Linked DNA regions of Homo sapiens: region 1 is linked to region 2. Evidence: chromatin loops called from intact Hi-C (ENCODE). Cell type or tissue: heart left ventricle. All regions are shown on one strand. Each heading gives the region's core, and the rest is flanking DNA. Links, peaks and the distances in the headings are about the cores only. Region 1 overlaps KRT32 (keratin 32). Region 2 holds the start of KRTAP29-1 (keratin associated like protein 29-1).

Region 1 (13,317 bases), core at 752-3,251, 160 kb before region 2:
CAGCTGGAGCAGGAGAATGCGGAGCTGGAGAGCAGGATCCAAGAGGCCTCTCACTCCCAGGTGCTCACCATGACTCCTGACTACCAGTCTCATTTCAGGACCATTGAGGAGCTCCAGCAGAAGGTGAGGGCAGCGGTGAGGTGAATAGGCTCTCTGGGAAGGGAACTGGACTAGCTGGCATTCCAGATTGGAATCTCGTTAGCTTATTAAGCTATGTTCAGGACAAAGAGACTTCCCTAGGGCATAGGGTTATTTTATAATTTGAGCACTCAGCCTGAGGCTTTCATGTGGAGAGATCTGGGATCTAGTCTCAGTTCTACCATTGCCTCATTGCATGACTTTGGGGGTCCCATCCCTTCCCCAGGCCTCAGTTTTCTCATCTGTAAAACAGGGATAATAATGGTCGTTATCTAATGGGGTTGTCAAAAGGATTTGATGAGATGATGCAGGTCAAGTGCTTGGAACAGCCCCTGGTCCACGGTAAGTTTTCAGTAAATGTCAAAGACCCTTCTAACTGTCACATGAGTGACTTCAGACATGAGATTCTTCCCTTCCACATTGCTTGGCACATCCAAAATGGGGAATTTGAATTTACGAAGCTTCAGGTTCTTAAAAAATACATCTCAAGTTCTCCAAGGACTAGCAATTCGCTAAATATCTCCCAGAGTTCCAGGGAAGAGGACCTTCTGCAGGGATGGCTGCAGGGCTGCTGGATCCTACCTTTGCTGCTGTCTTCTCTTCATTTGGGTTCTTCTTGCTTCGTCTCATCCTGAACTAACCCTCTCCATGTGCCTTGGCCTACAGATTCTGTGTACCAAGGCAGAGAATGCCAGGATGGTTGTGAACATTGATAATGCCAAACTGGCTGCCGATGACTTCAGGGCCAAGTGAGTTCAGTCGGGGGGCTGGAGCTGGGGAGGACCTGTCCTCATAGGCTCTGGGGCAACTTTCCATTAGTTTCACGGAGGGTTGGAAAGTGCCGGCAGTTTAAGGCCTTCCCTGAGTTCTGCATTCTGTTTCACCCTTGGTTGCTGACCCTGTCCTTGTGCAGGTACGAGGCAGAGCTGGCCATGCGGCAGCTGGTGGAGGCCGACATCAATGGCCTGCGCAGGATCCTGGATGATCTCACTCTGTGCAAGGCTGACCTGGAGGCCCAGGTTGAGTCCCTGAAGGAGGAGCTGATGTGCCTCAAAAAGAACCATGAGGAGGTGAGGCTGGAAGTCCCGCTGAAGTGGCCCCGGGAAGCAGAGGGGGAGGAACGTGGGGTATGGGGTTGGATAGGCGTGGGTTGAAATTCCCAAGCCTGCCACATGTTGTTTTAGTGACTTTGCCCAATTTATGGAATCTTCCTGAGCCTCCTCTTCTGTAAAATGGGGACAACATGATCACGCAGGGTTATTGTGAGGATTTAATGGACAGGATATGGATCATGGAAATCCCCAAGGCATGGGTATGAAACACCTGCCACTTGGTCAACTCTCAGAAGTGTAGCCCCCTTCCCTTCTGCATTTCCTGGGCTAGTGTGACTGCCAAGCACTCACTAGTGGCAACTGCATTTTTTTCTCTCGAGAGCCACACAGCAGAGGTAGAGTGGTGCAGTGGTGCCGGGGTGAGTTATGTTCCAGATCTCACGTTGAATGGCCTGTCCATCTCTGCCTGGCTCAACTCTCAGAAGCAGTCCCATCTCTTCTGAGAGGGAGTACAGCTGCAGTGGTCTCCTCTTTTTGCCCCTATCCTTATTTTGTCCTCCCTTCTGTTTGCATATAAAATGCTCAAGCTGAAGCCCTTTACTTTCTGATTTTTCCTTATCTCCTGAAGTTTCTTGGAGGGGAAGCCCTCTGCTTTGGGCACCTGTGTGCTGCCAAGCCCACCTGAGCCATGGTGTTTTTCCCCCCTCCCTGGTTGACTCTCAACCTCTTGACTTGGGATTTGAATGAACAAGTGCCTCTGAATCTTGGCTGGGTTTCCTCAGGCTTAAGTGTAAAGTAACAATCAGTCACCACGTACTCACCGAGCACCCTCGGGCTCCTGACTCATCTTGCTCAAATCAGAGAACTGGGAACGGCACCAAGAAGCCACTAATGAGAAGTTATCACACATCCTGGCAGACTCAGTGACAACTTTCCCTCTTTGGCAGCCAAGCCTGGGAGGCAGCTGCCCTAACTCGGGCCTTTAACTAGTCAAGCCAGGCTCCTGCTACCCTCCTCCCAGGATGAACACAGGTGGGGAGGGAGACTGGGAATACTAGGGGTACCGGTTTCCCATTTTAGCCCAAATGCATCAAACAAACCAGGGTGCTGCTCTTGGCTTCTGCCAAAGTGATAGGAAGTGTTGTGTTGCAGTGAGGTTCCCATCGCAGGGGTATTCAGCTGGAGTTTGAAGAGCACTGGGATGCTGCTGAGTGGACTGCAGTCCTTAGGGGCCATCTAATGTTTCAATCTTTAGCAACTTTTGTTGCATCTTTTCATGTCTCCCTGGGGAGGTGAGCCAGGATCCTATCATTGTCACATTTTTCTGGAGGTCTTGTGCCTTTTCAGGAAGTCGGTTCCCTTCGATGCCAGCTTGGGGACCGCCTTAACATCGAGGTGGACGCTGCACCCCCGGTGGACCTGACCAGGGTGCTGGAGGAGATGCGGTGTCAGTACGAGGCCATGGTGGAGGCCAACCGCAGGGACGTGGAGGAATGGTTCAATATGCAGGTGGGCCTCTCACGGTGGGGATGGCCTCCTCCATATCCCTAGGAAGGGACTCTAGCCTTCTCCTTCCCCCAACTGCAGATGGAGGAGCTTAACCAACAGGTGGCCACAAGCTCTGAGCAGCTTCAGAACTACCAGTCAGACATCATTGACCTGAGACGCACGGTCAACACGCTGGAGATCGAGCTGCAGGCCCAGCACAGCCTGGTGAGAGCTGCTGGGTGGGCACCCATCCCTCCGGATCCTAGGCGGTACTGAGCATAGGTGCAGGTCCCCAGGAAAGAGGAAGAGGAGGCTCAGATTTCAGCCACCATGGATGCTCATCCTGTTGACTTTTCCCGGAGGGAGGTTTCTCCCGAGATCCAGCTCAGAGATAAAAAAGGGATGTTTCAAATCAGACATGGGTTAGGTGGACACTGTCAAACTCAACTCCACAAGAAGGCTTGTTCTGTGCTTAGCCTGCCCTTCCAAACCTATGGATCTCAATATCACCCATCCTGATGCCCAGGTTCTTTTCTGGACCAACTGAACCAGAGTCTCTGGAGGTGGGACCTGATCACAGCTATTTTTTTTTTTTTGAGATGGAGTCTCACTCTGTTGCCCAGGCTGGAGAGCAGTGGCATGATCTCAGCTCCCTGCAACCTCTGCCCCCGCTGGGTTCAAGTGATTTTCCTGCCTCAGCCTCCCAAGTAGCTGGGATTACAGGTGTGCACCACTATGCCCTGCTAATGTTTGTATTTTTAGTAGAGTGGGGGTTTCACCATGTTGGCCAGGCTGGTCTCGAACTCCTGACCTCAGGTGATCCACCTGCCTTGGCCTCCCAGAGTGCTGGGATTACAGGCATGAGCTACTGTGACCGGCCAGCCATGGGTATTTTTTGAGGGCTCCCATGTGGCGCTAATGTGCAGCCAGGTTTGAAAACCCCTGTTCTAAATGATGCCGGCAGGGAGGTACTTGGGAAATCTCAGATCCAATCCTGAAGGCAGACAAAGGTTGCAGAAGAAAGGAGGGATTTAGGATCAGATTTACGAACAGAAACTGTGGTTCCATAATGTACCAGCTGTTTACCCTTGAACAAGTCATTTGACCTTTCTGGGCTTCCGTTTCCAAAGTGACTGGTGTAGGGAGGGCTCATTTCCAGCATCAAAGGGAGATTTGGCTCTTCTTGGTTCTTTCTGAAGCAGGCCATGGTAAACAGCTCCCTTCCTCATGGTTATGTCTTCCTTTGCCTTAGAGGGACTCCCTGGAAAACACGCTGACGGAGAGTGAGGCCCGCTACAGCTCCCAGCTGGCCCAGATGCAGTGCATGATCACCAACGTTGAGGCCCAGCTGGCTGAGATCCGGGCTGACCTGGAGCGGCAGAACCAGGAGTACCAGGTGCTGCTGGACGTCCGGGCCCGGCTGGAGGGCGAGATCAACACGTACCGGAGCCTGCTGGAGAACGAGGACTGCAAGTACGCAGGCCCAGCTGAGGCTTAGAGAGACGTGGGCAGGGATTCTGGGAGGTTATAGGAAGCAACTGGATCTACCCTTGAGGGACCATCAGCTTAGAACCCTGTCCTGACTATGGAGCCATTAAGAAGCTGGTATGCTCTGAAGGAAGTCAGGCAGTGGTGTTCATGCTGCCATCCTGAACCAAGCCCCTCGGAGACCATTCTATCTCATTCCAAGCTGGCAAGCTCCTTCTAAGTGCCCACCATGGGGCAGGTGCTATGGAGGACACCAAGATAGAGGAAGACAGGGCATTTGCCCTCCTGTCATTTCCATATGTTTAGGGAGATAGGCAGACAGGTGACTGGAGGTCATGGCCTGTCCAGAGCTTAGGATGAAAAGCAGCTTTATTAATAGTACCTACACAATCCTGCTCCCACCTCTTACCCCAGCCTCACCTCATAGCTCCATTCCTCTCAGAACGGAGATTTTGGCATGTCAGCAGGACAATAGGTAGCCTTGTGTAATTGAGCCCTGGTGGGGAGCAGGACAGGAAAGATCAGCCGGGGCCCATTTATGGAGAACAACACGGGTCATACTGGGAAGGGAGGGCTTTAATTTATAGGTGAGTGGAAATTGTTTTGAGGAGGAAATGAGAGAATTTACTGTGTGTCTTCTCCACTAGATGGTAAACATCTAGAATGCAGAGACATTATAATACAATTTTATTCCCTGTACGTGGCACATAGTAGATGCTCAGTAAATGTCTCTCAAGCTCAAAGCTGTTCTTCAGGAAGATGGCCCTGATAGCAGCAGGAAGAACTGAGTAGAGGGAGGGGAACCAGGCAGGGAAACTGTCCAGGAGGCCCTGGCCACAGCCTAGGTAAGCAATAGGGAGGGCCTGAGTTAGGGCAGCAGAGGCATCAGCTCTAGACACTGTGCAGGTAGAATCAGCAGGACTTGGTGGCTGTCTGAATGCAGGGTACCTCTGGGCCATGGACACCCAGTGGGCTGACGACTGTTGTAGCTGTTTCTTATTCCGCATTTGGCATTGCTTCTCCATCATTCAGAATCTATAACTTCAGGGCAAGTGTTGTGTCAAACATTTGCAAGGACCAGGCCATTAACATGCATGAATGACGTGGGTCATACGGAGATGGTAGAAAAGCAGAAAGCTCTTGCCTTGTCCAATCCAGGCAATGGCATGCCCTCAGGGCCACTTCTACTGTGTGAGAAGCAGGTCCAATATTGCTGATCTTCCAATAGTTCCAGGGAAGCTGAGAATCTGGGTTTTTAAAAATGTTAAATTCTCCTGATTCTTAAGTATTTTCAAAAAATTAAAGAAAATATATAGTGCCAGGCAAATGGAACACATTTCAGGTTGCACATGATCCTCAGGCCTCCCATTGGTTCTCTGAGCTACTGGGTTTCCATCCAGCATCCAGTGTGTTGTTCCTGGTTTTGAGTGCATGCCTGTCAGTCTCTGAGATCATCCTTTTTCCTTTCACCATGTATTAATTCTTCATTCATTTATTGTTTTGTCTGATCCAAATATTCTTATTAGGTGCCTATTCTATGTGAGGTATGCAGGGTGGGCATGGGTCTGTGGCTGCTGGCCTCACTGCTTGGCCGGGGAGACAGACCATAATAGAATGATTACTACTCACGATGAAAGGAGATACATGTACCATGGGGGCTTTGTCTCAGAGAGGTGGGGGAGGCTTCAAGGAGGACGTGAGAGTTGAGTTGAGCTCTTAAACAAGAGAAGAAATGTAGGTGAGTGGAGAGGGAAGAGGGTTCCAGAGATGTACGGCACAGGGCACAAGCCCTGTGGCCTGAGCAGTACAGTCCCTGCAGGAGCTGGAAGAAGGTCAGAGTACCTGCAGCTCCCAGAGCAATGGAGCTATCAGGTGAGGCTGGGGCAAGAGGTGGGAGCAGGATCATGCAGGTCCTATTAAGGAAGCTGCTTTTCTTTATTTTATTTTATTTTACTTTAACTTCTGGGATACATGTGCAGAACGTGCAGGTTTGTTACATAGGTGTACATGTGCCATGGTGGTGGTTTGTTGCCTATCAACCCGTCATCTAGGTTTTAAGCCCTGCATGCATTAGATATTTGTTTTAATTTTCTCCCTCCCTGCTCCCCTCACCTCTCGACAGGCCCCAGTATATGATGTTCCCCTCCCTGTGTCCATGTGTTCTCATTGTTCAACTCTCACTTATGAGTGAGAACATGCAGTGTTTGGTTTTCTGTTCCTGTGTTAGTTTGCTGAGAATGATGGCTTCCAGAGGAAGCTGCTTTTCATCCTGAGCTCAAATGGAAGCCACTGAAGGTTTTAGGGAGGGGAGGGACATAATTGGATTTGTGACTGTAGAAGATTGCTCTGGCTACTAAGTGGACAGTGGTTAGGAGGGGCCCAAGTGGGGTTGGGGAGATCAGTTAGGAGGCCATGAGGTGACTCAGGCAAAGATGGCGGAGGTTGGGACCAGGGAGGCTGGGCAGAGAAAGCACGGAAGATGGGGTTGAGAGGCATCCGAGGGGAGAATTGGCAGGACCTGTGGCCGAGTGGGCCTTCTCTACTAATCCTGTTTCTCTTTGACTTTCTCCTGCAGGCTGCCCTGTAACCCATGCTCCACTCCTTCCTGCACCACCTGTGTGCCCTCCCCATGCGTGCCCCGCACCGTCTGTGTGCCACGCACTGTTGGCATGCCTTGCTCACCCTGCCCCCAGGGCCGCTACTGAAGTCCCTTTGTGCCAGTGGATCCTGGAGGGCCTGGGGCTGGGCAGCCTGGTATTCAGTGGCCACCAGAAGAGCAGGGCCAGCCCCGGTCAGCAAGGAAGACCCTGAGCAGGACCGTGGATCACCTGCAACAAGCTCTGATACTCCAGGGGATACTTAAGCCCTCATCACTTCAAAACTGCCTCTTTTTTCCATGGGTGAACTGTTCTCTTTGGTGATGTTTCTGGTTGTCTGTGCTGCCTCAAAGAGCGTGTGTTCTTAGTTAACTGGCAAATAGAGCTGTACTCAGTGGCCTTGCAAACATGTCTGTCTCTGTTTGTCACTTACGCTGCTGCATCCACAAGCCAATCCTACTCAATTGGGCTTAAGAGGAACGTGGGCAAATTCTGTATTTATTTTTATGCTCCTTCTGCTTCCATAGAGGCTTGAGAGGTGTTCACTAAAAGGGCCCGCATGCCATAAACCAGTTAAAACTAATCAATTACTCTAGAGCCAAGTAATAAAAGAATAAAGAGAGGAGGGAGATAATTATGCCAGAAACCTAGGCCAAATTACTGTAATTGAGAATCATATCATAATAAACCCACCCCTAAATCTCATTACAGCTGGTACAATGTGATCATTCATTCTTTCAAAATATCTTCACTGAGCAGCTACTGGGTGCAGGTTCTGCATTAGAGGCTGGCTAATCCAAGGAAGAGTTCCCAGACACATTGTTAGTAATGCTTCATTTAATCCTTGCAACAATCCGTGAAAAATATGCCATTATTGCATCCATTTTGTAAATGAGGAAACTGAGGCCCAGAGAAGTTAAGAAACTTGCCCAAAGTCACACAGCTTGTTAGTGGCAGACCCAGGACTGAAATCGAGGCCTTTGGGCTCTAGAGATGCTCAACCGATTCGCATTCACAGTCCTCACTATTTGCAAACTACAGCTGGGTGCAGGGGGTATTAAAAATGCAAGTGATCACCACCATTCAAACACTTGTAATTACAGGAGGAGCTAAGACCCATGTGCATAAGATGCCACTCCTTTCTTCATAAGGGCCATATAATAGTAACAGTAATAATAGTAATAATGGCAAAGGTTACTAATTCTTGAGCACTTATAATGCACCGAGTACTGTGTGGAGCATGTTACATAAATTAACTTATGCAGTTTTCATGACCACCTTGTAAGGTACACATGGTATCCATTTTAGACATGGAAATGGAGGCATAGAGTGGTCAAGTTAGTTGTTGAAGGTTACATGCAAGGACAAAGACTTAAACCCAAGTCTAGCTTCACAGCAGTGTTATTTTAACCATTCTAACTGCCAAATTCCTACCCAGAAAGAGTAAACACTAGTCAAGATTTGGAGAAAGTCTTAAGCTGAGAGGATCTGAAAGGCTTCTTGTAGCTGGTGGCGTTTGAAATAGGTCTTGGAGGTTGAATAGAAGGTCTACAGGGCACCAGATAGGCAAGTAAGTGTGTGGGGATCTTCAGGAGAGCAGGGGGTCATGCTTGGAAGGCCTCAAGGGGTCTTGCTGGCTGGAGCAGTGAGTTCCTGTGAGAGGCTGATGGGGATGAAGCTCAAATGGTAGAAAGGCATCAGAGAGTAGGGGGGCCTTGGGTACCCCACAAAAAGCCTGGATTCTGGACTCTATCCTGAAGGCAATGGGAGGGCTGCTGCAGGATTTGAGCCCAAAGATGACATGACTTGAGTGGCATCTTAGAAAGTATCACCAAGTAACACAGACAGGATAGCTAAGAGGAGGGGTTAGGCTGTGGAAGAAGCTAACAGGGTCTCAGGCAAGACAATGTCAGGGACCATGGAAAAATAAGGAATCAATCTAAGAGACACTGTGATGGACCTGACTTGGCAATGGATTGGCCATGGCAGGTAAAGAGGAGAGAGCTGGGGACAGGAATCTTGAACACCTTTCTGAACCTCACCCTCCAAACACACAGTTCTTCCTTAATGAGCTGAGATGATGTTTCTATTAAGTATCCTCCCTCTGGCCTTGCCAAGAAATGATGAAAAATGGATTGGATCCTGAAGCTGCCTGCAGGCTGCTCTCCAGACATGATCCTGCAGGCATCCCTGGCAGACAAGGTCATTAGCCTGACAGCAGGGACATGAACATACTGCTTAGCAAGCTGTGGTTCCTGGTTGATGGATGGGTAAAATTTCAAGGAGCTGAAATGCCAAGAGAGAGGGGTTCTGGCTAATTGAATTTTCTCATAACTGCGTGCAAACCAGCAATCTTTAATTTCAACCCCGGTGCAAAACTTTTCTGGAATGTGCTCAGCTTGATAAACAACACACAGAACAGACCAAAGCTTTGGTTCTATAATCCTAGACCTGTTCTGTCCAATATGGTAGTTCATAACGACATGTGGCTGCATATACTGAAACATTCGGTATATGAATGTTTCATATACTGAATTGCACTGAGTTGCACTCGTCACACGTGGCTAAGTGGTAGTAAATAAGACAACACAGACATGGACTATTTCCAACACTGCAGAAAGTTCTACTGGACAGAGCTGTCTTAGACTGTCAGAACTAGAAGGAGCCTTCCAGATGATCTGGCTCAGCTTTCCCAGTTTTACAGAAGAGTCATCTCAGACCCAGGGAGGTGGACAGATGTGCTCACAGACACAACCAACAGGTGGAAATTGAAGCCAAGGGTTTTGACGCCAAGCCTCTTAGGTCTCTCCAAGCACTTTATGCTTTCTCCAAGCACCCTAGGTTTATTATTATTTCAGGCTAATACATATTTCCCCTCTCCTTTTCTTTCATTTCCCAAAGAAGGGAGACATTTTCTCTGAGAAGCTGAAACTTCTTCCTGGGAATATAGTTCTCTTAAAAAGCATCGCTAGCAACTACCAGACTCAGCATCTCCTCTTTCTTTGAGCACTGGGCTCAGTAAGAGCAAAGACCTTGAGCTGCAGCCCAGAGCCTCAGCAGGAATGATTGCACAGGAGTTGTGGGCCAGAAGTCCTGGACCCTGGACCCCCTGGGGACTTCCAGAGTCTCCGTTTCCCCAGTGCATATTGTTTCAGTCCAACTCGGTCCCCATTCCCACACCTGTGTGTCTCTCCCACTTGCCAAGACCTGTCTGACTCCCAAGATGACTGTTAAAGCTTTTTATATGAAACCAAGCCCCACAGCCCAGGGCCAGGAGTACCCTCCTCTGCTAGAAGTGAGGCCCATCATCTTCTGTGTCTGGATGGTACTTCAAGCCAGAGGTGTCACGAGCTACCCTCCTGCCTAGCCTGTCTCTTATTTGATGGATGAAGAAGCCGTGGGCATAGACTTTGGGAGATATTTATCCCCCACCAGCACCGGAATCTCCTGGGAACTGGACTCAGTGTACCACTCATGGAGATTCTCAGAGGAACTCTCTCCTCATATCAAAGCATTTGCATCTAATTAACTCTTTATAGGGGAAGAGTTTATAGGGAAATGTAGGCAGGACCCTGGTCAAGTCATAAAACCTCTGTCATATTTGATGTTTTGGAGAAACCCTCACAGGTATCAGGGATCCTCTCTGAGCGGGATTGGAAAAGAAAAGGGTGTGCTTTTTAAAGACACCACTTTCCCCAAGGCTATTCAAGAGTTTGGGCCTCACCCCTGCTGCTCACTGCCCTAGTGCAAAGCACCCTCTTCTGGGGGTGAGAGTGAGGGCCCATGGGCAGAACTGCCATTCAAGGAAGACTGGCCAGAGGGCGACAGCTTCCCGAAAGATCCAGGAGTTGGGTTTGGCATCTGGGAGTTGGGGCTGTGTGTGGACTCTGAATTGCACTGACTGAATCTTTCTTCACCACTATATTAGGAAACCTTTTAGAGAGTGATCAAAAAAAGAATATGCCTCTTCCAGGGTATAACCAGGAAAATCATTAATAATAAAACAATATTCTTTTTGTATTTCATAATTTTTTTTTCTTTTGGAGAGAGAGTCTCGCCCCGTAGCCCAGGCTGGAGTGCAGTGGCATGATCTTGGCTCACTGCAACCTCTGCCTCCTGGGTTCAAGTGATTCTTGTGCCTCAGCCTCCTGAGTAGCTAGGACCACAGGCACATGCCACCATGCCTGGCTAATTTTTGTATTTTTAGTAGAAATGGGGTTTCACCATGTTGGCCAGGCTGGTCTCGAACTCTTGACCTCAGGTGATTCACCCACCTTGGCCTTCCAAACTGCTGGGATTACAGGCGTGAGCCACTGCACCCGGCCTGTATTTCATAAAATGTAACACTTGAATGCAATGATATCAATTCGGCTAAACAGAAAGTTCCTAAGATCATTTGATGTCTATCTTTTTGCCCAACTGATCAAGACAAATTTGTATTTAAATAGCAGTGTCCCTTAATCATAATATGTAAACAAAGTCACCAATGAGCATCTAGGATTAATGGAGAAGATCAGTGCCTTTGGCTTCAGAAAAACTGGGCTAGACCCCCAGTTCTGCTGCTAATGTGCTGTGTGATTTTGGCAGAACTCTTAATCTCTATGCATCTCAGTCTTCTCCCCTTTAGAAATGGGAGTAATTCTACCTTTTTCACAGAGTTGTTGGGATATAGTACATATAAAAATGCCTGTCATGATGCCTGGCATATTGTAGGTGCCTGATGAATGTTGAGTAAAGAAAACATGCTTTGGCAACAAATTTCTCTTCTCTTCTGACTTTCCCCAATTACAATGGCAGCTGAGTCATATTTTGGAGCCATTCTGAAGCCCAAGTTTCAGAAACAACAACAGCAGCAGCAGCAGCAGCAACAACAACATATGGGTAGCTTTGCTTTGCTCTAAGAGCATTGGATGAACTTCCAGTCTTGGTGTAAATGCCCTGGTAGAGTGAAGGCCCTGGTGTCTGAGGCTCAGCGTCCAGTCCTGGAGTTCACCATCCATTCCCAGGTGCCCTCCCTCTGCCCAGCCCTCTGGCTCCAGAGCGGACTGAAGGTCTCCCACATGCTTAAGGGGTCCAATTTTTAAGCCTCATTCACTGTGCTGTGTGAAGCAGGGATGGCAACTACAGCTCACAGGTCAAACCCCACTGCTACTTGTTTTGGTAAATCAAGTTTTATTGGAGCATAGCCACACCCATTCATTTCCCTGTTGTCTATGTCTGCTTTGTGCTACAATGGCAGAGCTAAGTAGTTGCAGTACAAAGAGAGTATACGACTTGCAAAGCCTAAAATATTTAGCATCTGTCTTTTTAACAGAAAAAGCTTGTCCATCTTGGTGCAGAGGAAACAGAATGTGCTAGGGGCCCTGGGACCAGTCCTGGCTCTGTATCTGACTTGCTTGGCATCCCTGGGGAGCTCACTGTCCTTCTCTGGTCTCTGAAGCACGAAAGGTTGAATTAGTACTTGGAAGTTTTCTTTAGTTCTAATAACTTAGCAGTCTTTGCTCTATTGCTCTTTAGGGATTCCTGAGGCTCTTATCAGAGAATTTTACTTTTTTGGGTATTGAAGGTCAGTGGAGAGGACGATTCATCTTAGAGCCAATGCCATTCCTAGAGAGAGGCCAGATAGTCACTCAAGGAACAAAGTCTAACTTTTCAATGGGGCATCTCTAAAGAGAAAACATTTAACATTTCTTTTCACAACAGAAGGCAGTAACAAGAAGTCCAAAGTCAGCCCTTTCTTTCATAAAGTGGGGAGCTACTTCTGAGGACTGAATAACTGCTGATGGGTTGTTCTGATGGCAGAACAAATGAGGATTCATTGGGGGAAAGCTTGTGTATCACATCTGCTCCTATGGCAGGTGAATAAAAGCTCTGGGTGAGGAAACACTCACACCTGAGCACCTGGCCCTTGTCACCAATCTGCAACTCAACTGTCTAGGACCATGGCTTCTAGTTAAAGCAGAAATCCCTGCTCCTCAAGCTTTGGCAAGAGCCATTTGAAGCCTCCTTGCTCCAGACAGGCTGTGGCCAGAAACCACTCTAGAAACTCTGTACCCAATGTCTGTAGATCCCAGTATTAAGACTGGGGCCCACCTGTAAGAGAGTCACCAACCTAGTAGCCATCTCCTTAGAACCTGTGGCTCACAGTCAGTCCAGCCTGGCCCTGCCAGCAGTCACTCTGCCTGTCCTCTGCCAGGGACCAGGAACATCCCTGCCAGTATGGGCACCTGTGGCTGGTTCAGTGAAGACATCCTCAGCAGCAGTGGGAAAGGGATCATGCAGTTCTTAAGTGAGTGCCTGGCCAACTGCTTGCAGAAGTTGCAGCAGTTGGAGCAGGAGAATGAGAAGCAGGGGTGGTGCTGAGAGCCAGCAGTGGAGCAAACGGCAGTGCCCTGACATATGCTCCAATTACTGCTCACACTTTGAGACCATTAAGGAGCTCCAACAAAAAGTAAGATGAGGCCTTGAGCTCTGGTGTCAGTGGCATGGAAAGAGAGGGCTGAGGATTGGTGATGGGAGAATTGGAGGGGTTGCCTGGGGGGATGACAGTCCAT
Region 2 (14,907 bases), core at 8,205-10,704:
TGCCCACTGCTTGAGAGCCACATTTAAAAGAATGGCACTCCCTGTTCCTAATCCTCCATTTTCAACTACCATGACCCGTCTCTCAGGTCTCTGAACCTGCCCAATTCAGGTTGTTGCCATGAAACTTCTAAGTGATTGCCACAGACCCCTAATGGTCTCCCTGCCTTCAGACTTGCCCTCAACCTCCCTTCTCCACATCCAGAGAGAGGGGACACATCCTTCTGAAAGGGCAACCCTGATCAAGTTACTCTCCTGCTTAAACCCTCATTATCATTAAAAAAATACAACTTCTTAATCATGGTCCACAAGACCTTTCATGATTGGGTGCCTAGTAACCCCTCTAGCCCCACTGCTTTTCCCTCCTATCCCCTCTGCTTTTCATCCTGGATATGTTGAACCATTTGCTGCTTCCCAAATGTTATGTGCTCTATGTCTTTGATTTCCACATCTTATCCTTTTCCTGCCTTTATGACCCCCTTTTTGTCCACTCTCTTTGAGCCTTCATATTACTTGAAAAGGCTTCTCTAATTCCCCAAAAACCATGTCCTTTTAAAAATTTTCCTTTGGGACAGAGTCTCGCTCTGTCACCCATAGTGCCATCTTGGCTCACTGCAACCTCTGCCTCCCGGGTTCAAGCAATTCTCCTGCCTCAGCCTCCCAAGTGCAGCTGGAATTACAGGCACATGTCAGCATGCCCAGCTAATTTTTGTATTTTTAGTAGGGACAGGGTTTCTCCATGTTGGCCCGGCTTGTCTCGAACTCCTGACCTCAAGTGATACACTCACCTCAGCCTCTCAAAGTGTTGGGATTACAGGTGTGAGCCACCATGCCCAGCCTCCAAAAACCATGTCAATATCTCTCCTGGGTGCCTCCAAAGTGAGGGCCTCGGGGAGCTGTCACAGTCAGGCAGTGACCTCTCAGCACTCACAGGAAGCATGGCCACCTCTACCATGTCTGGCAGATGCTGTTCTAGGAAATGCCTCTCCATACCAGCTATCTCTCTCTGCTGCATCCACCCCCTGCATCCCTCTTTCACAACACTTGCATTCTGTACCATACTTGCTTATAGATGTGTCTATCTCTCTTCTAAACTTGGGCTCCTTGTGGCCAGAATTACAACTCACTCTTTTTGTATCTATCACACAGAACCCAGTGTTGGCTGAGTTGAGTGCATAAATAAAAGAGAAACTGAGTCAATGATTGCATGAATTAATAAATGAAGGGAGGGATGAATGGATGGCACAATGGATGGCAGAATGGCTCAGCTTTTCCAAGCGAGAGCCTGCCTTTTGTGTTGATGAAAACACATGGTGGAGGCAAACTAGGCCCTTCACTGAGCAAGATGTTAAGTCCTGGAATTCAGAAACCTAGGATTCATTTCTCCCTTCATCTGTCTCAAGAGTAGCAAAGACGAGTCTTTTGTTCACAAAGTCTTTGAGAGACACACCTGAGAAGTCTCTTGTTTTTACTATTTACCCTTTGGGTCTTGGAGATTTTTTTTTTTTAAAGGAACTGTCAAAATCATTAAAAGCAAGGAAGACCCTGGAGGTCTAATGAATGCTTGAGGAAGAGCAGAAAGGCTGGGTCACATGATTTCCAGGAACAGGTCAAGCCAATGTTCTATGTTCATGGGATAGCATGGAGGACAGCGGTGGGCTAAGCTGGCGATATGTGACTTTGATGAAGTCTTCTGAGAAAGGTAGGTCTAGACAGGTTGGTGAGAAGGAGGGACAGCCGCCTTAGATCAGGGACAGACTGTGTGTGATCTTTAGCAAGTGACTGAAACTTTCTGACCCTCTGCCCCCATTTCTTCATTTCTTTCTCTTTCTTTCTTTCTTTTCTTTCTTTCTTTCTTTCTTTCTTTCTTTCTTTCTTTCCTTCTTTCTTTCTTTCTTTCCTTTCTTTCTTTCTTTCTTTCTTTCTTTCTTTCTTTCTTTCTTTCTTCTTTTCTTTCTTCTTTCTTTCTTTTCTTTCTTTATTTCCTTCTTTCTTCCTTCCTTCCTTCTTTCCTTCTTTCCTTCCTTCATTCCTTCCTTCCTTCTTTCCTTCCTTCCTTCCTTTTTTTTCTTTTTCTTTTTTTGACAGAGTCTTCCTCTGTCACCCAGGCAGGAGTGCAGTGGCTTGATCTTGGCTCACTGCAACCTCCACCTCCCAGGTTCAAGTGATTCTCCTGCCTTAGCCTCCCAAGCATTTGGGATTACAGGTGTGTGCCACCATGCCTGGCTATTTTTTATATTTTTAGTGGAGATGGGTTTTTGCCATGTTGGCCAATCTGGTCTCGAACTTCTGACTTCAGGTGATCTGCCTGCCTCAGCCTCCCAAAGTGCTGGGATTACAGGCGTGAGCCATGGTTCCTGGACCATTTATTCATTTCTAATGGTGGAGAAAAATCTCTGCCTCATGAGATTGCTGGTGGTTTTAAGCAAGATCATTGCTGTAAGGTGCAGTCATTTAAAATCCAGCCCAGTTGTTCTTTTCCCAACTGAGTTCATCACCTCTCCTCTCAATTAATCTCTGTATGTCTATTGTTGAACTTATTATTGTATTGCAGTGAGTTTGTCTGCATGCTTATCTGCCCACTAGAAGGCGAGATCCAAGAGAATGGGTGAATAGGTCTTATTCCTGTGGCATCCTCTGAATCCAACCCAGGGCCCTGTATGGAAGACTAGAAGGTGGATAAATCATAAGTTTCATTCTTCTTTCCCTGTTCACAATGCTCAGAAATATAGATTATCCAGTTTGGAGGTGAGGATGCTTCTTCCAAGACTACCTGTAGCTCTGAGGATTCCAAATTTAGCACATCAATAAATAAACACCTTCTTTACGGGTAGATAAACAGCTTCCAGATCAACAAACGGTGGTATAATAAGATGTTCCTCTGCAAACTGGCCCAAACAACAATGAGGAAAAGATGCAGGAGTCCCAAACAGAACACGCCAGTGAGGGGGTATAAAAGTGAGGGCCTCAGGGAGCTGTCACAGTGAGGCAGCAACCTCTCAGCACTCAGCACAAGGAAGCACGGCCACCTCCACCATGTCTGGCAGTTGCTCTTCTAGGAAATGCTTCTCCGTGCCAGCCACCTCTCTCTGCTCCACTGAGGTGAGCTGTGGAGGCCCCATCTGCCTGCCCAGTTCCTGCCAGAGCCAGACATGGCAGCTGGTGACTTGTCAAGACAGCTGTGGATCATCCAGCTGTGGGCCACAGTGCCGTCAGCCCTCCTGTCCTGTGAGTAGCTGTGCCCAACCCCTGTGCTGTGATCCTGTCATTTGTGAGCCTTCTTGCTCCGTGAGCAGCGGCTGCCAACCCGTGTGCTGTGAGGCCACCACCTGTGAGCCTTCTTGCTCTGTGAGCAACTGCTACCAACCTGTGTGCTTCGAGGCCACCATCTGTGAGCCTTCTTGCTCAGTGAGCAACTGCTGCCAACCTGTGTGCTTTGAGGCCACCGTTTGTGAGCCTTCTTGTTCCGTGAGCAGCTGTGCTCAACCTGTGTGCTGTGAGCCTGCTATTTGTGAGCCTTCTTGCTCCGTGAGCAGCTGCTGCCAGCCTGTAGGCTCTGAAGCCACTTCCTGCCAACCAGTCCTCTGTGTGCCCACTTCCTGCCAGCCTGTCCTCTGCAAATCCAGCTGCTGCCAGCCAGTTGTCTGTGAGCCCAGCTGCTGTTCAGCTGTCTGCACCCTGCCTAGTTCCTGCCAACCTGTGGTCTGTGAGCCTTCCTGCTGTCAGCCGGTGTGCCCGACACCTACCTGCTCTGTGACCAGTAGCTGCCAGGCTGTCTGCTGTGACCCCAGCCCTTGTGAGCCAAGTTGCTCAGAGTCTAGCATCTGCCAGCCAGCTACGTGTGTGGCTCTGGTCTGTGAGCCAGTTTGCCTCCGCCCTGTCTGCTGTGTTCAGAGCTCGTGCGAGCCACCTTCTGTCCCCAGCACTTGCCAAGAGCCTTCTTGTTGTGTCTCCAGTATCTGCCAACCCATCTGCTCTGAGCCCAGCCCCTGCTCACCAGCTGTCTGTGTGTCCAGTCCATGCCAACCTACTTGCTATGTAGTCAAGCGCTGTCCTTCTGTCTGCCCTGAGCCAGTTTCCTGCCCATCTACCTCCTGCCGACCTCTTTCCTGCAGTCCAGGGTCTTCTGCATCTGCCATCTGCCGACCAACTTGTCCTAGGACTTTCTACATACCCAGTTCCAGCAAACGGCCTTGCAGTGCTACGATTTCCTACCGCCCGGTCTCCCGTCCGATCTGCCGCCCAATCTGCTCTGGACTCCTCACCTATAGGCAGCCATACATGACATCCATCTCCTACCGTCCTGCCTGCTATCGCCCATGCTACTCCATCCTGCGCCGCCCAGCCTGTGTCACTTCCTACTCTTGCCGCCCAGTCTACTTCCGCCCATCTTGCACTGAGTCTGACTCTTGCAAACGGGATTGCAAAAAATCCACTTCCAGCCAACTGGATTGTGTTGACACAACCCCCTGCAAGGTGGATGTCTCAGAAGAGGCTCCCTGCCAGCCCACTGAAGCCAAACCCATCAGCCCAACCACCCGTGAGGCCGCAGCAGCTCAGCCTGCTGCCAGCAAGCCTGCCAACTGCTAAATTGGCTTCAGCCCCCCAATTCTTGCAAGTCAAGCCACCAGCTAGAGACAAAACTGCACTGTCCTCCCCAAAGCTCATTATGACTTAGCTAGGAGCTCTTTCTTTCTGCATTGTTACTCACAATCGGCTTACCCCTCAAAGAACTCATCAGAAATGTCAGTATCCTGATCACTTAAATGAAGGCCTTCTGGACAGTGAGAGGGAGACATTCCAGGTTCTTGTCTTCTGCTACGATTAAGCTGAGAAGAGCTGCTTTGCCACATCATCTCGGGTCTCTTTCCTGCATGTAGTTTTTTCTGTCATCATGTATGTGCTCCCTTGCTATGCATGCTTGTGTTCCTTAGGGACTTCTCCAATCAGGTAAAATATGTAACTGTCCAATAAAGGTGGCTAAGCTGAAGCAACTTGCTGTTCTCCTTGCTCTTCCATTAATGCCATAGTCTCATCAGTGACTTGCTTCTTCTTTAACAGCAGCTCCATTCAACCATCCATCCACCCACCCATCCCTCTGGCATTATTAGACAGCAGCTAGGTGCCAGGGACTGTGTTTAGCTCTAAGAATAAACATAAGAAGTCTCAGTCTTTGTTCTCAAGAAACTCACTCTCTGGTGGGCAGCAAGACAATTATGACATTCCTTTGTGCCAAGTACTTGGAGATAAGCATAGAGCACCATGAACTCAGCAGAGCATAGTTGGGGAACAAGGAAAGAATTATTGGAGAATGTGATACTGGCATCGAGTCTTTCAGTATGAGTAGGAATTAACCAGTTACAAACAGGAAAGGAAAAACTTTCTAGGCAAAGGAGACTTGTACAAGTGAATGGGGCTTGAGGGCAAATTGTTCATTAGGTGAGGCATGGGAGAGTTGTTCTTTGAGGAATGAGCCATGAGGTCAGGTCGTAGACAGTGATCTGTCTATGTGGGGTCTTGCATGCTAGACAGAGGTATTTCGGTTTGATGCAGGGCTGACATGAAAGCATCAAGGGGCTGCATGCAAGGAGGTGACAGGAAGAGCACTGGTTTTGGAACATCCCTCTGGCCTTGGTTGGTGTGGAGAACTCAATGGAAGAACATGGTTCTGGATATAGAGAGACTGGGGAGGAAAGGAAGCCAATTGTTTTTGGGTCCACAGGAAGAAAAACAAGTGGGGATCAGGGATCATACTTACAACAAAGAAGGTTGGGTAACTTGGATTTCTTGTGTGAGAATTTTGTTTATGTTCTCCTACTTCCTCCAAGACACTCATAGGATAAATTCTGTATCTTACAAAATCCAAGGACAGAGTCTCTTCAAAGCAGTCACTCCCTACACTTAGTGCACAGAATGGAGGCCTATTCCTTGTCCTCAAGGGGCAGCTTGAGTCATCATGAGCACAGTGTGAGGGTCGACCAGGGCTTCTCAACTTCAGCATTATTGACATTTTGGGCTGGGCGATTCTTTGTTGTAAAGGCTGTCCTGTGAATTATAGGATGTTAAGCAGCATCCCTGGCCTCTATGAACCAGATTCTAGTAGCATCCTTTGAGGGTGATGATCACAAATGTCTCCAGACATTGCCAAACATTGCCTGGGAGTGCAAAAATCACCCCTGTTTGAGAACCACTGGGTCAGACTATGGCAGAGGGAGAAAGTCAAAAGCAAAACTTAATCACATTGGTGTTGGAGTTACTGTCTCATCAAGCCATTGGGATTTATCATTGTCTCCTTCCAGAGTCAAGAGGGGAGTTGGCCAGCCGGATGCTGTGGCTAAAGCCTATAATCCCAGCACTTCGGGAGGCCGAGGTGGGTGAATCACCTGAGGTCAGGAGTTCGAGACCAGCCTGGCCAACGTGGTGAAACCGCATCTCTACTAAAAATACAAAAATTAGCTGGTCATGGTGGCGCACGCCTGTAGTCCCAGCTACTAGGAGGCTGAGGCAGGAGAATTGCTTGAATCTGGAAGGAGGTTGCAGTGAGCCAAGATCACTTCACTGCACTCCAGCCTGGGCGACAGAGAGAGATTCTGTCTAAACACACACACACACACACACACACACACACACACAGGAGTTGGCTAGGGTTTTGAACCTCTGTGCCAAGCACTGGACTAAGCATTTCATATGGATTACAGCAATTCTTTGAAGTAATATGTATTCTCTCCTATTTTTTCACCTATACATAAGATGCAGAATTCGAAGGACAAACAATCCAAGTGCCCATCAATGGACAATTAAATTGTGGTATATTCACCCAATGGGATATTATACTGTGAAGATGACTGGAAAATGGCGACATGCAATAGCATGGATGAATCTTACTAACATAGTGTTGATTGATATAAACAAGCTCCAGAAAACCATACGTGTGTGTATATATTTATGTATATTAATATAATGTGTGTATATATATACACACACTCAAACATATATGTGTGTATTGTTCAAAAACCACAGACACACATATGTATGAGTATACATGCATTTATACACATATGTACACACACAAACACATATATATAAAGGGAGTGATAAAATTCACGATTGTCATGGCTAATAAGTAACATGCAAATGACTAAAACCCAGTTCTTTCCAAAGCCTAGGTTCTGTATGGATCATGATATGTCTCAATGTGGTCACAGGTGTCTTTGTTGATACACTAGGTGTTTTTAGTGCCTTGAACTACAGCAAGACAGATGTTCTTGCTATTAAGAGTTTCCTTTAGGAGAAAAGAAAACAAGAGCAGAATCACTTAGAGAAAAATGGATGTAGAATGGATTGCTTTAAAACTATAAAAGTGGTATAGGATATTGGACTGAAGTTGATGTGATTTTTCAAACATGCTCATGTTCCCAGTTTGATTGACATATTTGGTAAGACTGAAAGTATTAAATACATCCTCTGGGAAGATGAAGAGCTTTGGGGGTAAATATTCAGCAATAAAACACAGTGCATGGATTCCTGCAGATTGAAAGATGCCAACATGAATACAGACAAGAAGGAGGGCAAAAGAAGTGATCCATGGTGTGACATAGAAACCAACTGTGGGGAAAAAGGCATTTCAATGGCAGGGGAGAAGGTTTTCCAGACATTGTTCTGATCAAAAATGTTTCTCTTCTTTTTAAAATGGAGGTGAAGAGGGTGCCAAGGAGAAGGCATTTTGTAGCTGGGGGTTTGCAAAGTACCCTTCAGCGTTTTCAGTATTTTCAATAATTTGTGAAGCAACCAAAGCAAACAAACACCCACAAAAAACTAACCTGAGACATGACAACGCAGTTGATGAAATCGCCATACTTTGAAGACTTAGGTAATTAGCTAACATATTCAACAGAATGAGTTAGTGGCAGAGCCAGAAATCAAGGCCAGCCCCATCTGGCTCCCCACACCGTGATCTTTCCACTCCGTCATGTGCCTCCAGCGTGAACCGGCCAGAACGTTGGCTGGTGTAGAACACCGGACCTGGTTGGTGATGCGGAGCCAGGACAAGCCCGGAGGAAAAGCAGAAGGGCCAAGAAAGTCCCTCACGAATTCCTCTTGGAAGGGATTGGTTTAACATTAACACCACTTTACAGTGATTTTTTTTATTATCACTGCTGGCGTGTTTTTATTTGTATAGAATTCATATGCTATTGATGCCCTAGGGTGGGTTTGATACTTCCTGATGAAATATTTGGTAGTTTAAAAAATTTCCAAAATTAAAAGACTGTGTTTGAGTGTATTGATAAGTAGAGGTAAGTACTCACACCAGTGTGGTCTAGCTGCTGATTACAGTCACTGGAGTGGGCGGAGGATCCCCAGGATGGGGCCTGGGCAACCTGCTCACGAGCCAGTCTGTTGCCATAGGGGTGTCAGCCTGCAGCCACTATATCAGTGTCGCCTTCTCCCTGCCTCCCCAAAGTCAGGGGGTCTAATAGGTGGTTAAGATCAGGGGTTTGGTGGTCAGACAAAGCTAGGTTTGAATTTTGTTTCTACCCCTTTTCATTTGCATAATTTTGGGAACATGATTTAAACTCTATGAGTTTTGCCACTTCTGTTTTCTTCTTTTCTGTTCTAAAAAAATCTTGAGAGGAACCAATTTGGGGGAGATTTTAAGCTTCCTAAAAGGGCCAATGAAGTTTTATATTTTAATCTTAACTTTGTTTTAAACCTGGTTTCTTCTTTATTTATTACTTTTTTTTAGTTTTGCCACTTCTAACATAGTGATGACAATTATACTTACTGAAGTCATTGTGAGGATCCAGTGAAAAATGCAGCCAAGGACTTGATCTAGTAACTATGCAATAAATGAAAGCCATTTCTATTGTTATTATTAGTAATAGTACTAGTAAACAAGTTTCAGGAATGATAAATGGGAAGGTTTTAAAAAGAGGTAGAGGCACTTAAGTGTCCCTGGGTTCCTTGGACTAATTTTCCATTTCCCGTCTTGACATCCTCTCCCCAAACTGGGTCAAGGCTTCATTTCTGATTGAATGGTGCAAAGCTGCATTCCTGGAGGAACAGCAGGGCCACTCTGGCTTGGCAGAGGCCTCCTGATGAAAGGTTAGTGCCAGGAAAGGCCTGCTTCAGTGAGGCTGGAGAGCAACCTGTAAAAGAGACAGCTCATCCAAGAGCAGGAGCAGTGTCAACGAATCCAAATGCAGCGCAGAAAACTCCCGACTCAACAGACACCTTTTCAAAGTTGAAACATCTCCCAGGCTCCTGAAGCCTGCTAATCAGATGTTTGCATGCAAATGAGTAAAAACAATAACAAGGAAAGATGCTGCATGGCGTGCCAACACCCCTAGTGAAGGACTATAAAAGCCCCTCTGTATCGGATGTCTTTCCAATGCAGGTATACTGAGCTTGCAACTTCCCAGCAAGGTCAGCACCAGCACCATGGCAGACGGCTGTTGTCCTGGAAACACCACAGCCATTCCAGCTGTGCCCACCATCACCACATACCCAGTTAAAGGTGGATTTCGACATGCTCTCTGTTTGCCTAGTTCCTGCCACAGCAGAATGTGGCAACTGGTCACATGCCAAGAAAGCTGTCAGCCATCCATTGGTGCCCCAAGTGGCTGTGATCCTGCTTCGTGTCAACCTACCCGCCTTCCAGCAACGTCTTGTGTGGGTTTTGTTTGCCAACCTATGTGCTCCCACGCAGCCTGCTATCAGTCTGGCACTGGTCAGTCTCCTTGTCTGGTTAGCTCATGTCAGCCATCCTGCTCGGAATCTACTTGTTGTCAGGAAAAGTGCTGCGATGCCAGTCCCTGCCAGCAAAGCTCCTGCCAGGAATCTGTCTGCATGTCTGGATCATGTCAGGCAGCTTGTGGCCAATCAGTCTGCTGTGATGCTGGATCCTGCCAGCCATCCTGCTCTGAAGTGACCTCCTGTCCGGAAACTTCTTGCCTACCAACCATCTGTACAGCTAGTCCATGCCAACCAACTTGGTGCCAAGGAAGTTCATGTCAACCCGTCAGTGGTGAAGGCCAGCCCTGTAAATCAACTTATTATCAACCCATCTGCTATATTTTCAAGCCTTGCCAATCAGCCCTCTACATGCCTGTTCCCTGCCAGCCATCGACTTGTGTGTTCAGTTCTTGCAATACTACTTGCTGTGTGCCTTCCCATTGCCAGCCACCTCACTGCCAACTGGTTCCTTCCACATGCTTCATCTACCAGCCAGTGGCTAACTGCCAGGCCCCTTGTTCCACAAAGAACTGTTGCAAACCAGCTTCTTGTGACACTGTGATTTCTGGCCAACCAACTTGTGATGGACCCCCTTCCTATAACCAGAGTGGCTGCAAATCAGCTTGCTGTGTGACTGGTTTAGGCACATCACCCAGTAGTGGCTCCAATTGCTTGCCGACTTCATGCCAACCCAGCTGTGAGTCCAGCTTCTGCAAGGCAACACTTTGTTAATGGAGCCCTCTTCACACCTCCTCTGAGGGTCTGCGGCTGTCTATAAATGCATAGCCATCCCTGGGTGCCTGCCTCCCACCGAGTACAAATGCTGCCTGCTTTCTAACTTTACCCTGATTCCACCTTCACATTCTCTCCAGGTGCTGACCAGGGAACTTGTCCAGGCACGAAGAGATCCTTCTTAACCGAGAATAACCTTTCAGCAACCATGGACTACCACACTGCTGCTTGCATTTCCTGATGATGTCAATTCATTTCACTTTAGCAAACCCTCTCTTGTTTCTCTTTCTTGATGCTGCCTGGTCTTTCAGAAGACCTCGTTGCTGCCAGCTGCTAATAAAAATGTGACTGGTTAAGTATAATAAATAAGACTCCTGGAGTGCTTTCATTCCTACACACACCTCTATGTAGATTTCCTTCAGGTCACATTTGAACACAATGAGCCTGAGTCATCTAAGTCAGTGGGTCTGCATTGGTCTGCAAGGGTAGCTAGTGTCTAGGATTATAGATTCTCCAGCTGGACGAGAGTAAGGGCAAACAGTTCACTGGCTTCCAAAATTTTCACCACCAAGAGTTCTTTTGAGCTGAGTGGGCTCATTTTCCCTATAGTGAGTAGACAGGAAGCCAACAACAAAAATGGTTCTGGAAAGCCACAGATGAAAACAAACATGAGGTATTGGCCATAGAGAATAGCTTAGGGTTAATTCATTTAAGATTCTTTTTTTTTTTTTTTTTTTTTTGACACAGAGTTTCACTCTTGTTGCCCAGGCTGGAGTGCAAGAGCGTGATCTCGGCCCACCGCAACCTCTGCCTCCTGGGTTCAAGCGATTCTCCTGCCTGGGACATTGTGTCAGCTGGCTAAGGAGAAATATTCATAGGATCCCTTTGTATTATCATAGAGCAGGCAATGAAGGGTGTACCTGTAGGTGAGCAGCAATAATTTGGTAACTAGCAAACAAATCTTCATAGTTCACATTTTTCTGTCACTGAGGTATACTTTGGATCTGTAGAGAGACTATTAATTGTTTTATCCCCAGTTTTAGAATCACAAGGGTCGTAGTCTTGAAAGAAGGTTCTGGGTCAAAAAAGAGGGGGATGGCCATAAGAACAAAATCTAGCACCTGAACATGGAAGGGTCCAGGTGGAGAATTTCTACCTGCAGTTGAATTGACTAATGTCAGCACTGAATCTCTTCTTGAATTGAATTCAAGAAGCATTGAATGCTTCTTGAATCCCTAGATATAGGTGGGCTTATCATTTCAACAGTTCAAGTAGCTAGATCTGTTCTAGTCTTCTAATGGGTATTTTCCTTTTATTTCTAACTATGTATGGGTATTGCCTTCAGTACCTTTTCTACCCACACACATGCACACACATATAGATGCATACAGGTACACACACACACACTCAGATACAGATGCACACACATACATGCACACACACACTCACACACAGACACACACCACATTTCAACTTAGTTGTATGGCTGCACTTAAGGTTGATTTATTTGCTCCATGATTTACAATTGCCTATAAAACATGCCTAGCCAAACCTGAGTAAAGTGCACTAAAAGACTGATTTTAGCATTTTAGCCTTCCCCATCTAACTGGCCCAGCTGATATCACCCTCTTGTTCCCCCCTGCCCTTTGGATGACTCCTGTCCCAGTTTAAATGGTTGGACTTCTGTCCTTATGTCTTTATGACCAGTGCCCTGACTTTCTCCCAGATCGGGCCTTCTCCCCAACCCGAGGAGGGACCTTAGGATCTGCTCATAAACTTACCTGATGGTCACTGGCTGAGCATCTCTCGTTCCAGTCCTCTCAATCACTGTGATTTGAGGTTCTCAGTAGTTAAATAGGTCTTGCCAATATGTGTGGGACATTCTAAAAAAAACCTTACAGATGAAGGAAAACTAACCAAAAGAGCCCGGGAATAATGAGACATCAAGGTCACTGAAGGACAAGAGTATGGGCATTTGCCTTATGACCTGCTTGGAAATGCAACTCAGAGGAGGACTTCTATGGTGGTGGTGAGGAAAAAGCACTAGACCACGGCTCAAAGGAGAAGGCTTGAGTTGCATCCTGGCCACTTATTTACTGTATGACCTTATGTAACACCAGGGTGCTAATCTATAACACGAAGAAGTTAGTTTATTCTACCTCTGAGGGCTCATTTATTTACATGATCTTGTGAGTTTGTTGATGTGTTCTGTGAGGTTCTAAATATTCTCAAACTGATTAAAACTGAAGCCTCTTGTACTTCTGGAACTGATGGGGAAGAGATTTGGAAGGATATCTTTTTAGTATGCCATAAAATAAGAAATGTGATTGACTAATTTTGAGGTCCAAAAAGAAAATTAGAAACAAAAAGGAGGAGGGGGAGAGAGGGAACTTGATATCACAAAGGAAGTGCCATGGATGGAATGTCTCCCAGAAACGATCTTTGGGTGGACACCCTGTGCAAAACCTCTCTTGAGACATGAATGGAACTTCACGGAAGATGAATCCTTAAGTAAGCCTGTGAAAGAATTCTCAAAAGTATTATTTCTCAGAGATTTCAAAATTAAAATAACAATTACATATTACTTTACAGGTATTAGATTTGCAAAAAATAGAGTGCTATATCAGAGCCCAGCAAACTTATCCTGTAAAGGGACAGATATACATAATTTAGGCTTTGTGGGGCACATGGTCTCTGTTGCAACTACTGAATTTTGCCGTTGTATCATTGCATTATATCATTACATTTATAGACAATATGTAAGCAAATGAGTGTGGCTGGGTTCTAATAAAACTTTGTAAAAACAGGCTGGGGCTCTGTTTGGCTCATGGTGAGACGGGAAGAGTTTCCTTGTTCCCCTCGCAGGGCGTGCAACGGGGGCGTGGCTCGCTTCTTCCGTGCCCCACTGCTCACACTTCTAGGGGAAGCATGCAGATGGGCAGGCTTTGGGGCTCTGACCCCACGGCAGCGTCTAGGGGTGAGTGTTTACAGCTGAAGCCCCAGTGGGTGTGTGTACAGGGTACTCTTTCAGTTTAGCCTCCGTCCATAGATGGGTTGTGTTAGTTAGCTCAATTAGACCCCCTGCCTTATGGCAAGGACAGAGGGCTTTCTGTATCCCAGGGTTTCCTGCCTTGTTGTACTGGAGGAATCGGATCACACATGGGCTTGGAGAATGAGTGCAAGGTTTTATTGAGTGGAAGTAGCTCTCAGCAGACGGGGGAGCCAGAAGGGGGATGGAGTGGGAAGGTGGTTTTCCCCTGGAGTTGGGCTGCTCAGCCAGGCTTCCCTCATCCCGCCCCCGACAAACTCACTATGGTTCCCCCTGTCGATGGCCTGCCGTCCTGCTGGCGTCTGCCGCTGCCTGTCGGTGTGCTCTTCTGACGATTTGCTCCTCTCGGATGTCCAGCTGCCTGTGTCTCTTCCCACTAGGCACAGGATGAGGGCGTGGTGGGCCAGGGTGGTTTTGGGAAATGCAACGTTTGGGCACAAAAACAGAAATGCCTGTTCTTATTCATTCAGAAATGCCTGTTCCCTAGGTCCGTGGGCACAGTAGGGGTGGAGTCCTCACCAGGGACCCACCCTTCTTCTCCCAGCACTTCCCTGCCCCGCTCCTGTATCAATGGGCCATAGTTTTCTGACTCCTGTGCTATATAATGCCAAGTGTTGGTGGGAGTGGGAATTTACAGGAATTTTCCTGCATTGCTAATGGGATTGTTGGCTTGTTTGGCCACTCTAAAGAACAATCTGAAACTATTTATGTAAATTATGTAAGTGATGCTCCATGATCCAGCAATCCAACACCTGAGTGTGTATTTCCAGAAAATTCTCACACAGGTCCTCAGGGAGGTGTACATGTGGATGTTCACTATAGCATCCCTATGGTGGCAAAAACGTCAAAGGAAAGCTGGTGTCCAACACTGTGAAAGTGGGTAGGCAACTCGGTGATCCTCTTCATGGAGTATCATGCAGGAATTAATAACAATAGATTACATATACACACTGTAGCATAGATGGATTTTTAAAAATTCTGCTTAATGACAAACCAGAATGAGATATATTACTGATTGCTATTTACATAAAGTATATGTGTACTGAACAATACTTTATAAGGATATATACAAATCCATTAAATAAATTTAATATGCGTTGAATATACATTAGACAGAATAGCATAGTGGCCTATAGGAAACGAAGGGAGTAAAGGGAGAAGAAGAAGTAAATTAACTGATTTATAAGTACATAAAAAATAAATAAGAGAGGGACCATGCAAAAATCACAGATGATAATAATTCAATTATTTATAACTAAGGTCCCAAAAGAAAATTTTTTTAAAAAGGAAGAAGGAGAGAGAGGGAACTTGACACCACAAAGGAATTACCGTGGATAGAATGTCTTCCAGAAATGACATTTTGATGGACACCCTGTTCAAATTCTCTCTCCCACACC

The links. A loop is a pair of places that touch in the nucleus more often than their neighbours do. Peaks named below come from ENCODE experiments on the same cell type or tissue, not always from the same donor. Only the 100,000 strongest peaks of a DNase experiment are listed, where the experiment ranks them.
Region 1: a loop joins it to region 2, with 12 times the contacts of the local background. A loop is called at or near these places in 5 of 110 quality-filtered maps.

The regions. Positions count from the first base shown.
Region 1 is chr17:41,453,664-41,466,980 of GRCh38, reverse strand. KRT32 (keratin 32) reads left to right here. Exons shown (of 7, transcript NM_002278.3): 1 at 1-123; 2 at 805-887; 3 at 1,052-1,208; 4 at 2,538-2,699; 5 at 2,778-2,903; 6 at 3,931-4,151; 7 at 6,742-7,468. The coding sequence ends at 6,871. Among named protein-coding and RNA genes, the nearest start is that of KRT32, 7.1 kb to the left of the region's middle. RefSeq lists an enhancer at 6,789-7,290. In heart left ventricle, for the core only: no CTCF peak of the experiment used is centred there; no DNase peak of the experiment used is centred there.
Region 2 is chr17:41,297,380-41,312,286 of GRCh38, reverse strand. It overlaps KRTAP29-1 (keratin associated like protein 29-1), which reads left to right and starts at 9,436. Exons shown (of 1, transcript NM_001257309.1): 1 at 9,436-10,461. The coding sequence starts at 9,436. The coding sequence ends at 10,461. KRTAP16-1 (keratin associated protein 16-1) reads left to right here and starts at 2,978. Exons shown (of 1, transcript NM_001146182.2): 1 at 2,978-4,587. The coding sequence starts at 3,034. The coding sequence ends at 4,587. In heart left ventricle, for the core only: no CTCF peak of the experiment used is centred there; a DNase peak (open chromatin) is centred at 9,736; H3K27ac peaks cover 707 bases.